Linked DNA regions of Homo sapiens: region 2 is linked to region 1. Evidence: chromatin contacts called from ENCODE Hi-C or POLR2A ChIA-PET data. All regions are on one chromosome and are shown on one strand. The core of a region is the stretch at or near the end of the contact, and the rest is flanking DNA. Distances in the headings are between cores, read along the strand shown.

Region 1 (5,452 bases), core at 879-3,378:
TGGCGCGATCTCGGTTCACTGCAAGCTCTGCCTCCCGGGTTTTACGCCATTCTCCTGCCTTAGCCTCCCAAGTAGCTGGGACTACAGGCGTGCACCACCTACGCCCGGCTAATTTTTTTTGTATTTTTAGTAGAGATGGGGTTTCACCGTATTAGCCAGGATGGTCTCGAACTCCTGACCTTGTGATCCGCCCCCCTCGGCCTCCCAAAGTGCTGGGATTACAGGCGTGAGCCACCATGCCCGGCAACTTGGTGTAATTCTGTCTCTACTAAAAATACAAAAAATTAGCCAGGCGTAGTAGTGGGTGCCTGTAATCCCAGCTACTCACGAAGCTAAGGCAGGAGAATCGCTTGAACCCAGGAGGTGGAGGTTGCAGTGAGCCAAGATCACACTACTGCACTCCAGCTTGGGCGACAGAGGAAGACACCGTCTCAAAAACAAAAACAAAAAACAAAACAAACAACCCCCCCCCCCACCCTCACCCTCCAATATTAGTCATTACTCTGTAAAGGTTCCAGAAAAAGTTTGTTACATCCATTTTGGGTTTTCAATTTAGTATCATTGGAATTCGACTGGAATTCTAAAGGGTTAAAAGAAATCCTAGCATTTGACCTAAATACTCTTAGAAGGCTCTCTCTCTCTCTCTCTCTGGCAATGTTTAACACCTCAGAATGAAAATACATGAGCTCATTGGAATTGCTAGAAAAGGGCACGGCAGTTTTTCACACTTCTTTTGCCAGCAAGATAGCACTTTAATTTGAGCCTGATTTTTTTCTCACCCTGGAGGGGAGATGGGGTTACTCGTTGGGGCTCTGGGGCCTCCATTCTGCCTGCTTCTTTGGTGGGTATTAGCATGAGAAAACACAAGAGTAGTTTGACTTCCTATATTTTTCCAATGTTGCCTGAGAATCTGGGGCTCAAATTGCAGCATCAGGGAGTAAAATTATATGCCAGGGTCTCAAAGCCTTTGTCCATCACTTTCTCTCATCCTTATTCTTTATTAAAAGTCTTGCTAATTAAAAAAAAATCTAAGTTCAAAAGTTCAGATAAACTCCCTTAAGTCTGTGACCTGATTTTCTTCAGCTTGAATCGTGTTAGGTCCTGGATATGGAGTTTTTAGTTCTTCTTTATGATTTTGTTACAGGCATTTGAACCAGAGCAACTTCATTGTGGATAGCGGCTGGGTAAAATGAGGCTGAGACTTCCTGGGCTGCATTCCTAGGAGGTTAGGCATTCTTAGTCACAGGATGAGATAGGAGGTCAGCACAAGATACAGGTCATAAAGACCTTGATGATAAAGTGGGTTGCAGTAATGAAAGCCAGCCAAGACCCAAAACCAAGATGGCCATGAGAGAGACCTCTGGCCATCTTCACTGCTCATTATACGCTAATTATAATGCATTAGCATGCTAAAAGACACTCCCACCAACGCCATGACAGTTTATAGATGCCATGGTAACATCCGGAAGTTACCCTATGTGGTCTAAAAAGGGGAGGAACCCTCAGCTTCAGGAATTGCTCACCCCTTTCCCAGAAAACTCGTGAATAATCCACTCCTTGTTTAGCATATAATCAAGAAATAACTATAAGTATCCTTATAGCTTAAGCTTAAGCTGCTGCTCTGCTTATGGAGTAGCCACTGTTTTATTCCTTTATTTTCTTAATAAACTTGCTTTTGCTTTGCACTGTGGACTTGCCCCGAATTCTTTCTTGCACAAGATCCAAGAACCCTCTCTTGGGGTCTGGATCGGGACCCCTTTCCGGTAACAGTTTCTGGAGACACAGTGCTGTGTCAGATGAGAGCATGACGAGGTGGGTATGTTTTCATCAGCTGATTGCTGCAAAGAAAAACTTGCCAACTAACTGGGTCTGGGTCACTCTCTACTATAGTAGCAGCATAATTGCAATCTGATCGGCTAACCAGAGATTCCTGGTCTGCTTATTTTTCCTGGGTTTATTTGCCTCGGTGCTCTGAGACATCCATGTTATGTCTTTCTGTTTATACTCTTCTTGACCGAAACCTTAGAATATGAAGTAAGACGAAAGAAAGCCAGCTGGAGAAGCTGTCAGTTCAGCAGGTTTGGGCCATGGTCCCAAAAGACACTATTCCCTGAATCATGCCTGGTGTGACCCATTTCCTTCTGTCTGCCTGCTGCTCCATCCTCTGTGCTTGAGGCCCGGCTCTGTCCTCCAGCCAACACCAGGACGACTGGGTGTGTGGACCCTGACCCTTACAACCTGACTCACCACAGCTCTGCAGGGTGCCCTGAGAGCCCACAAGGCTCTGGGTGCTGGGGAGACAAATATTTAAAAGACAGGCACCCTGGCCTTGAGGAACTCTCAGAGGTTTGCCCTCAGCTCCTTTATTTGAAAGAGTGAACTTAACTGGGGCTCCCACCTTTGAGGAAATCTTACCAAGAATTTAAAGAAAGCCTAGAAGAGGCCAGGCGAGGTGGCTCATGCCTGTAATCCCAGCACTTTGGGAGGCCGAGGTGGGAGGATCGCTTGAGGCCAGGAGTTCAAGACCAGCCTGGCCAACATGGTGAAACCCTGTCTCTACTAAAAATAAAATAATAAAATAAAATAAAATAAAATAAAATAAAATAAAATAAAATAAAATAAAATAAAGCAAGCCCAGAAGAGAAATATGATCGATAACTTATAAGGTGGCCTCTGGTTCTTCTGAGAAGGTGAAGAAGAACTAGACATACTTAGGCAAAAAATAGCCACCTGCAGGAGAAAAGACAGCTTCCTTCCCCTGCCTTCTCTGGTGAGAGAATCCTTTCAGCCCATTTCCTGATTCTCACTTATAATCATACCTGGGCGGTCTTGAAGTGTACTTGGGTATCATGCTATTCTGGAAAGAGCCTGGGACTAGGAGGAGGCAGCTTTGGGATCTAATCCAAACCATTGTGTGACCTTGGGCAAATGCCTTAACTTTTCTATGGGATTAGTTTATTTGGGAAATTGCCTTCCCTACTTCATCAGGATATTGTGAAAAATCACTATGTATCTATATATGAGTGTGAATTTACATAGATGGAATAAAATATACGCAATACACACAATAAAATATACACATACACATAAATTTAAAATTTTCACAATAAATAGTTATCATTTATTGAGCAGCCCTTAGTTATTAGGCATTGTGTTAAGTCTTTTACATATGTTAGCTTGTAGTTACTCACAATATTCTTGCAAGACAGGTGATAGCAACCTCTCCTCGCTCCACTGCCTCCACCACACACTATATTATAGATGAGGAAACTGAGGCTTAGAGAGGCAAGGAAGTTTACTCAAGCTCACAGAGAAAGTTTCTTTTTTTTTTTAATCTCTTTTTTTTTGAGACAGAGTTTCACTCTTGTTGTCCAGGCTGGAGTGCAATGGCGCGATCTCAGCTCACTGCAACCTCCGCCTCCCGCGTTCAAGCAATTCTCCTGCCTCAGCCTCCTGAGTAGCTGGGATTACAGGCATGTGCCACCACGCCCAGCTAATTTTGTATTTTTAGTAGAGACAGGGTTTCTCCATGTTGGACAGGCTGGTCTCGAACTCCCAACCTCAGGTGATCCACCCACCTTGGCCTCCCAAAGTGCTGGGATTACAGGTGTGAGCCACTGCACCCGGCCTAGAGAAAGTTTCTTTTGGATAGTAGCCAACACTGTGTCATGCAGCAATAGGTCCTCGGTAATGATGACTTCAAAGGCAATCATGATGCTTCTCCATTGAATCTTCTTTCGTATGGCTCCTTCTTCCCATATCTGGAAGATTGTTTTTGATTGCAACATAGGCCGTCAAGCTCCTAGACATCTTTAATCTGTTGTGGGCTTCTCACACTGTGTTCCATAGAAGAGCTATGCAATTTAGGGGAATTCTGCCAGTGGCTTGACATCCCCAGCCTGGGGCTCATTTGGGTTTGGTTCATCGTCCAGCGTTCATGAACATTTCCATCTCAGCTCCTTACCCTCCTCTTTCCCCACTCTATGCCTCAGCACGATGAACTTTGCTCTGTTTCAAGTCCATGCCCCAGGCTTTCCCACGTTTCTGCTTTTGCTCAAATTCTTTGCTCCATTGCTCCATCTGGAATGCCCTTCTGTCTCCTTCTTTGCCAAATTTCTAAATATTACTTATCCTTATGGTCTTCTGTAAGGTCCTTTTTCTTCATGAAGCCTTTCCTAATCTGTTTAGCTGGAAATGGTTATAGGACATTCTTTATTTCCTTTTAGTGGAACATTCCTTATTTCTCCTTGTAAACGTATGCTTTCTGAAGGTTAAGTTCATGTCCAGTTCATATTTGAACTTCCAGTCTGTAATACATGTCTTTATATGTAATAGCCATGTGTTCATTTACTCAACGAATAAATCAGTCAGTAAATGAGTATATAAATCTTGAGGGAGTTCTGAATTGTGTGTGGTGTTAAAGATGTGCCAGGAGAATTGTACTTGTTTATTTATTAAGCACATACTGGGTTTAAGATCCTCTGCCAATATTTATTACACAATTTTTTTTGTCTTAGCATTTACGGTCTCTAATAAACAAATATGAATAACAAAGAAAAGAGCACACACCAAGAGAAATACATTAAACCAAATTTTAAAAAATGTGTTTTATGTGATGATGAAGGGAAGGGTAATTGTGAAAGAGACTGCAATTAGGAAAAAGAGTTCCAAGGTCTGACAAAGGGGAGTGCCATGGACTGAATGTTTATGTCTCCCCCAAATTTACCTGGTGAAATCCTAACCCCCAATGTGATGGTATTAAGAGGTGGGACTTTTGGGAGGTGAGAAGGTCATGAGGATGGAGCCCCTATGAATGGGATTAGTGCCCTTATAAAAGATAACCCAGAGAACCCTTTAGCCTTCTTTCCACCATGTGAGGAGACAAGGAGAAGACAGCAGTGAACAACCTGGAAGAGGGCCCTGACCATAGTGGCACCCTGATCTCGAACTTCCAGCTTCCAGAACTGTGAGAAATAAATTTCTGTTGTTCTTAAACCACCTAGTTTGTGGTACTTTGCTATAGCGGTCCAAACAGACTAAGACAAGGAGGGAAGATTAAATGACTGAGAGAAAAATGGTGTTTGAACATGGATTGAGAAGCTACCAGATGACACTATACAAAACATACACTTGTTTTCTAAGACCCTCTATGTTTTATAGGACATCTACTCAACCTATAAACATCTACTGAGAAAGCACCTTGAACTAGAGGTTGGGGTTACAAAGGTCAAAATGGCCCACTTCCCGCCCTTGCATTCTGCAGAAGTTTGTTTCGGAATGCTCTGGGAGGAGAGAGGGAGAACTCTTAGTGTGCAGGGAGGTCTCACAGAGGTGATGACCCTCAACCAAGGCCTGAGGAAGCAGTGTGGTGTGAAGTTTCAGAGTATAGACTCTAGAGTCAGACAGGAGGCTGATATGGTTTGGATTTGTGTTCCCACCCAAATCTCATGTT
Region 2 (5,452 bases), core at 2,033-4,532, 260 kb after region 1:
TTTATTATAATATTGTTTTAATGGAAGTTCAGCAATTACAAAGTAGTATGTATGTTCTTGCAATAAAATGGCCATCAAGAGAGGAAAACTAACGCTGGGTGTGGTGGCTCATGCCTATAATCCCAGCACTTTGGGAGGCCAATCCAGGTGGATCATTTGAGGCCAGGAGTTCAAGACAAGCCTGGCCAACATAGCCAGGCATGGTGGTGCGGGCCTGTCATCCCAGCTACTCAGGAGGCTAAGGTGGGAACTTGAACTCAGGAGGCAGAGGTTGCAGTGAGCCAAGATCATGCCACTGCACTCCAGCCTGGGCAATGGAGCAAGACTCTGTCTCAAAAAAAAAAAAAGAGAAAAAGAAAAAAGAAAGAAGTGGAGAGAGAGCCTTTTCTTTTGTTAAACACAGACATGGGCATGTTCAGAGGTGAACTATTTTATTTTTTTAGTGATATGGTTTCACCCTGTTGCCTGGGCTGGAGTGCAGTGGTGTGATAATAGTTCACTGTAACCTTGATCTCTTTGGCTCAAGCGTTCCTCCCACCTCGGCCTCCCCGGTGAAGCAGCGTTGTTGTCTGGGGTAATACCCAAGGTTCGTCATCTCATGCCAAGAAAATTAAGGACACAGACACACATGAGGAGTGAGTTTAGGAGTGAAGGTTTAATAGGCGAAAGAAAGAGAAAGAACAACTCACTCTTGTGAGAGAGAGGGGCACCCAAATGGGAATTACGCCAGGTGCTGTGGAGTGCACCAGATTTTTATAGACAGGCTTGAGGAGGTGGTGTCTGATTTATATAGGGCTCACAGACTGGTTGGACCAGGTGTGACGTTTACATAGCCCAGGGGGAAGGCTGGCCACTCCACCCTAATCTTATTATCCAGATGGGCTTTCCACTTGGCTGGCACCATGTTGTCTGCTCCTTACCATACATGTGGCTGGCAAAGAGAAGGGAAGATGGAGCCACCATTTTGAACATGCCTAGTCCCAGGTAGCCTTTTCCTATTGGCACAACTGCTGGCATTCACCCATGGAAGCTTCCAGCTTGCTTGTCTATGTCTGCAGCTAAATTTTACAGGCTGCTCTTTGTTAGAAAAGAAAATGATTTGGGGGATGCTTTTCATTAACAGGAAAATCTTACGGAGGACTTCCTTACCCTCACTATCTGCCTAAATAATTTCTTCTTTTATTTTTTGAGACGAAGTCTCGCTCTTGTCCCCCAGGCTGGAGAGCAATGGTGCAATCTTGGCTCACTGCAACCTCTGCCTCCGGGTTCAAACAATTCTCCTGCCTCAGCCTCCCGAGTAGCTGGGATTACAGGAGTCTGCCACCATGCCTGGCTAAGTTTTGTATTTGTAGTAGAGACGGGGTTTCACCATGTTAGCCAGGCTGGTCTCGAACTCCTGACCTCAGGTGATCTGCCCACCTCGGCCTCCCAAAGTGCTGGGATTACAGGCGTGAGCCACCGTGCCCTGACAATTTCTTCTTAACTCCCATATCACCAGTAGCTAGGACTACAGGCACACACCACCACACCGTGCTAATTTTTGTTTTCATTTATTTTTTGTAGAGATGAAGTCTCACTGTATTACCCAGGCTGGTCTCAAAACTCCCGGGCTCCAGAGATCCTCCTTCCTCAACCTCCCAAAATGCTGGGATTACAGGTGTGACCCACCTCACCCAGTCCCAAGAACCATTAAATAGAGAAGTATTCATGAGTTGTAAGGAGCTAGGAAGATATTTAGCTGGATTTTGAATCCCTGAATCTTTGACCAGGGATTCTACCCACCTTGCTGCAGGTTCCCATGGGAGCTATTAAGCAGAAGTGAACCTTCTAACTCGGTAGACAAATTCTCAATATTCACCTCAAGTATGTTATTTCTAAGTGGTGTTTGAGGATATTGAGGGATGTTCTGTAAGGAGGTGGCAGTACCCCAGTCACATTTGTTTACTTATTTTCTATTATTAGACTTGTCCATACCTGCTTGCCAGGTGGCACACAGAAACTCCTCCTTTATTCTCTCCATCTTTGCTACCTGCCTTCTCTTCCCCCATACACCTTTCCTACTTAAGCTGAAATAGTAAATGCCAGAGTCATTTTATATGTAGAAATAATTTAGCATGAAAACCCAGCTCTCTCTTCTGTCAGTGGTGGTGAGGCCCTACTTTTCAGGCTAAGGGCCTTTTCTGTTATCTTTCTCCCATGCACTGGCTATTTCAAAATATTCTGACACACTAACTGAATACTCAGTGTAATAGATATCCACCATTTATGATACACTCACCAAGGGCCTGCTACTGCCCTAAACATGTTCTACAGATGATTTCTACCATTTCTAATCCCCACTGCAATGTTTTCTTTTTTTTAACTTTTAATTTTTTTTAAAGTAATGGCAATCTTGAATCCAACAGAACTGCAGTCTTTTAAGGCATGCATTATTACCCACATCTGACTGTTAGAAAAGTGAAATAATTTTCTCAATCTCCCCCTCTGCTAAGTGGCAGAGTCAGGACTAGAATGTGCGTCTCTCTGACGCCATATCCTGAACTCAGATACTGTGACTGGATTATTCACAACTTAATCCTCTGTGCAGTTCTATAAATAGAGGACTAAGTTGTGAGTAATCGCAATAAGTCTCCATTTTTCAGGAAATAGGCTAAGGGAGGATAAGTGACTTGGCCAAGGTTAGAAGGCTAATAAGAAACAAAGCCTATGTCCCAAGGACCTCAATCCAGAAAAACAAAAAACAAATAAAGGCAGGGGGCAAACCCAGGTTTGTCTGCCTTGGTGCTATTTCTACTGTATCACTGCTTAAAATAATATATTTCCCCATTTTTATTAACAAAGACACAAAGACATCTATAACTGCCACTCAGAGCCTTTTGCAGCTTCTAATTAGCATGAGATAATTGATACTAACAGGAGAGATTGCCTCAGTTGCAGCCAGAAGTAAAGAGATGCAGTACATTAGTCTCTGCAGCCTGGGTGTGGGTAAATGTAGTTTCCATCAGGCTCTGGAAATACTGCATTACAGCCTACATGCCCCCATGACGGCTTGGGACCACCTGAATCTCTCAGAACCCCTTCTGGGCATAGGAAGCTATGACTCCTGTAGGGTTGCCTGGAAGAGAAAGAGCTGTTTCTCCCTAGGAAGCACCTACTCAGTAGAGGTTGCCATATTCCGTCTTTCTAGCAGTAAAGCCGTGCCTTTCAGAGGGCAGAAGGACGGCTTCCTGGTGGTTCGTGGGTTTAGTCTGTACTTTCTGCACGTGTCCTGGGTACAGGGAGGGAGGAAGGGAGATCACTGGAATCATGAGAATTTGCCCAGCCCGCATTGCAGAGCTTCCTGGTCAAAGCCTAGTGAATTTCTCCCTTGTGGAGCGTGCTTTGGCTCAGATTCCTGTGGATTTTTCCCAGTCCTTCCAGTGCTGCTGGTATTAATGTGACCTTCCAGGATAAGCTCCTGCACTAGCACGCTGGTCTTAAACAAAACCAGGATTCTGCTTCAGCTGGTTTCCCTCAGGAATATCCCAGAATTTTACCAAGAGCTTCCCATCTTATTTAGGAACATGGTCTAGTGTTCCAAAATTTAATTTATACAGTGAATTTTATCTGAAGCTTGAATGTACAGCAGGAGGGATTAAAGTCATCCTAGTTCCATATCTAGCTGTCTTGAGCGAATGGCAAGCAGTTGCTTATACAAATTCCCTTCCTTGCAGTGTTAAGCCATCTTTCAGTCATCCGGTGCCCAGGCAAGGACATTCCAAATCCTAGTTTAGAGTTTCTTTTTCAGGGTTTCCAACAGACAGTTTCATCTGTTAGTGCCCTCTGCTGGACTTTCTCCAAGTTCTTTTCAACCTCCTGAATCCCAGAGTGGACGCAGACTGGATGTCTTCTCCCACTAAGGCCTTGACTAATCTGGAGTGGAGGGAGGTGTGCTTTTTGACCTTGTAGCATGCTGCACTCCTTTATAAACACCTTGGCCTGGAGGTTGCTCTTTTCATGGTCTCCGAAGACTGGTAGGTTTATTTAGGGAGCAGCGTGAGTTGCCTGGGGTCCAGGTGGCCTATATCATTGAAAAAGGCTCATATAAGAGAAGAATTGAAAGGGTGTGTGTGAGAGGGTGAGGCAGTGTCTGAATCTCTGGAAATTCTGCTCAACAATATTATTTCATGGGATTGAGTGGAGGAGTGGTTGGCAGCAATTCATCCATTTAACTTCTTTTTTTTTTTTTTGAGACGGAGTCTCTGTTATCTAGGCTGGAGGGCAGTGGCACGATCTTGGCTCACTGCAACCTCCACCTCCCAGGTTCAAGTGATTCTCCTGCCTCAACTTCCCGAGTAGCTGGGATTATAGGCGTGCACCATCACACCTGGCTAATTTTTGTATTTTTAGTAGAGACAGGGTTTCACCATGTTGGCCAGGCTGGTCTCGAACTCCTTACTTCAGGTGATCTACCCGCCTCGGCTTCCTAAAGTGCTGGGATTACAGGCGTGAGCCACCGCACCCGGCCCATTTAACTTCTTTAAGACTGTTGAAAAACAAGCTCAAATAATGGGAGGAAATAGGGCCAGGCCTCTGCCGAGGGTACTGGAGGAGGAAAGATCCTGTATATACCCTATGCCTGTTGCCACCATGGATTTATCTAGAGTCCCTCCAGCTCGATGTTCACCTCTCTGATGTGTTCCCTGGAGCTTTCCAACAGAGGTGTCCACCAGCTACACCTTGTTCATTTTTCTGCTGTTGTTGCATCACAGTCCACGGTGAATATTTGTATGTCTTAGACTGGGAGCTCTTTGCTGGAGAGACCTTGTCCTGATCATCTTTACAGTACTGTCTCCTAGCACAGTGCTGGGTACATGAGAGTGGTAAACGGAATTGAACTAGAATGCCTTTTCTTCTCATTTCTGCATGTCTTGAGTCTATCCAGTTTTAAGTGGCAGCACAAAAATCTTGTTGTTAAGACAGAATTGTCTTACTGGTCCCAGAAGGACATGACATTTCTGCATTCTGTGTTCCCATAGCACTTAATACATAGTATTGAGAGTTATCATTTTTCTGCTTTTAAATATAGTTATTTATATTGAATCTTACTTTCCTGATTCTAAGCACTTTGAGAGCAGGATCCTTGTTTGATTCACGTCTTTCTTTTCCTATAACCCATAAAATGATGCCTTGCATATAGGATAATGGCACCTGGCATTTACATAGCAGTTAAAATGTGGCAGATGCTCTTTTTCATACTTCACATTTCTTTCTCTTTCTTTCTTTCCTCCTTCTTTCTTTCTTTTTCTCTTTCTTTCCCTCTCCCTTGCCTCCCCTCCCCCCTCCCCCTCCTCTCCCCCTCCCATCCTCTCCCCTTCTCCCCCTTCCTTCCCTTCCCCCTCCCCTCTCCCTCCCCTCCCTTTCATTCTCCCTTCCCTCCCCTCTCCTCCCCTCCCCTCCCCTAGCACAGTGC

What was found. Hi-C counts contacts between places; a loop is a spot of excess contacts on that map. ChIA-PET counts read pairs that join two places held with the same protein, here RNA polymerase II (POLR2A). Pooled maps may share reads with other maps.
Region 2: a loop to region 1 is called in a map of breast epithelium, with 15 times the contacts of the local background. The contact joins two enhancer-like sites. A Hi-C loop is called at or near these places in 1 of 168 maps with a recorded cell type or tissue (breast epithelium) and 1 of 50 pooled maps. POLR2A ChIA-PET finds 5 or more read pairs at or near these places in 2 of 52 experiments (HEK293T and activated T-cell).

What each region holds. Positions count from the first base shown.
Region 1 is chr11:123,217,361-123,222,812 of GRCh38, forward strand. No RefSeq gene overlaps it. Among named protein-coding and RNA genes, the nearest start is that of CLMP, 25 kb to the left of the region's middle. RefSeq lists an enhancer at 1,686-2,186. Within about 2 kb of position 2,129, at least 2 of the 41 ENCODE cell types and tissues checked have a DNase peak (open chromatin) inside an H3K27ac peak, as active enhancers do.
Region 2 is chr11:123,471,894-123,477,345 of GRCh38, forward strand. The region is part of intron 1 of GRAMD1B (GRAM domain containing 1B); the gene reads left to right. Among named protein-coding and RNA genes, the nearest start is that of GRAMD1B, 44 kb to the left of the region's middle. Within about 2 kb of position 3,283, at least 8 of the 41 ENCODE cell types and tissues checked have a DNase peak (open chromatin) inside an H3K27ac peak, as active enhancers do.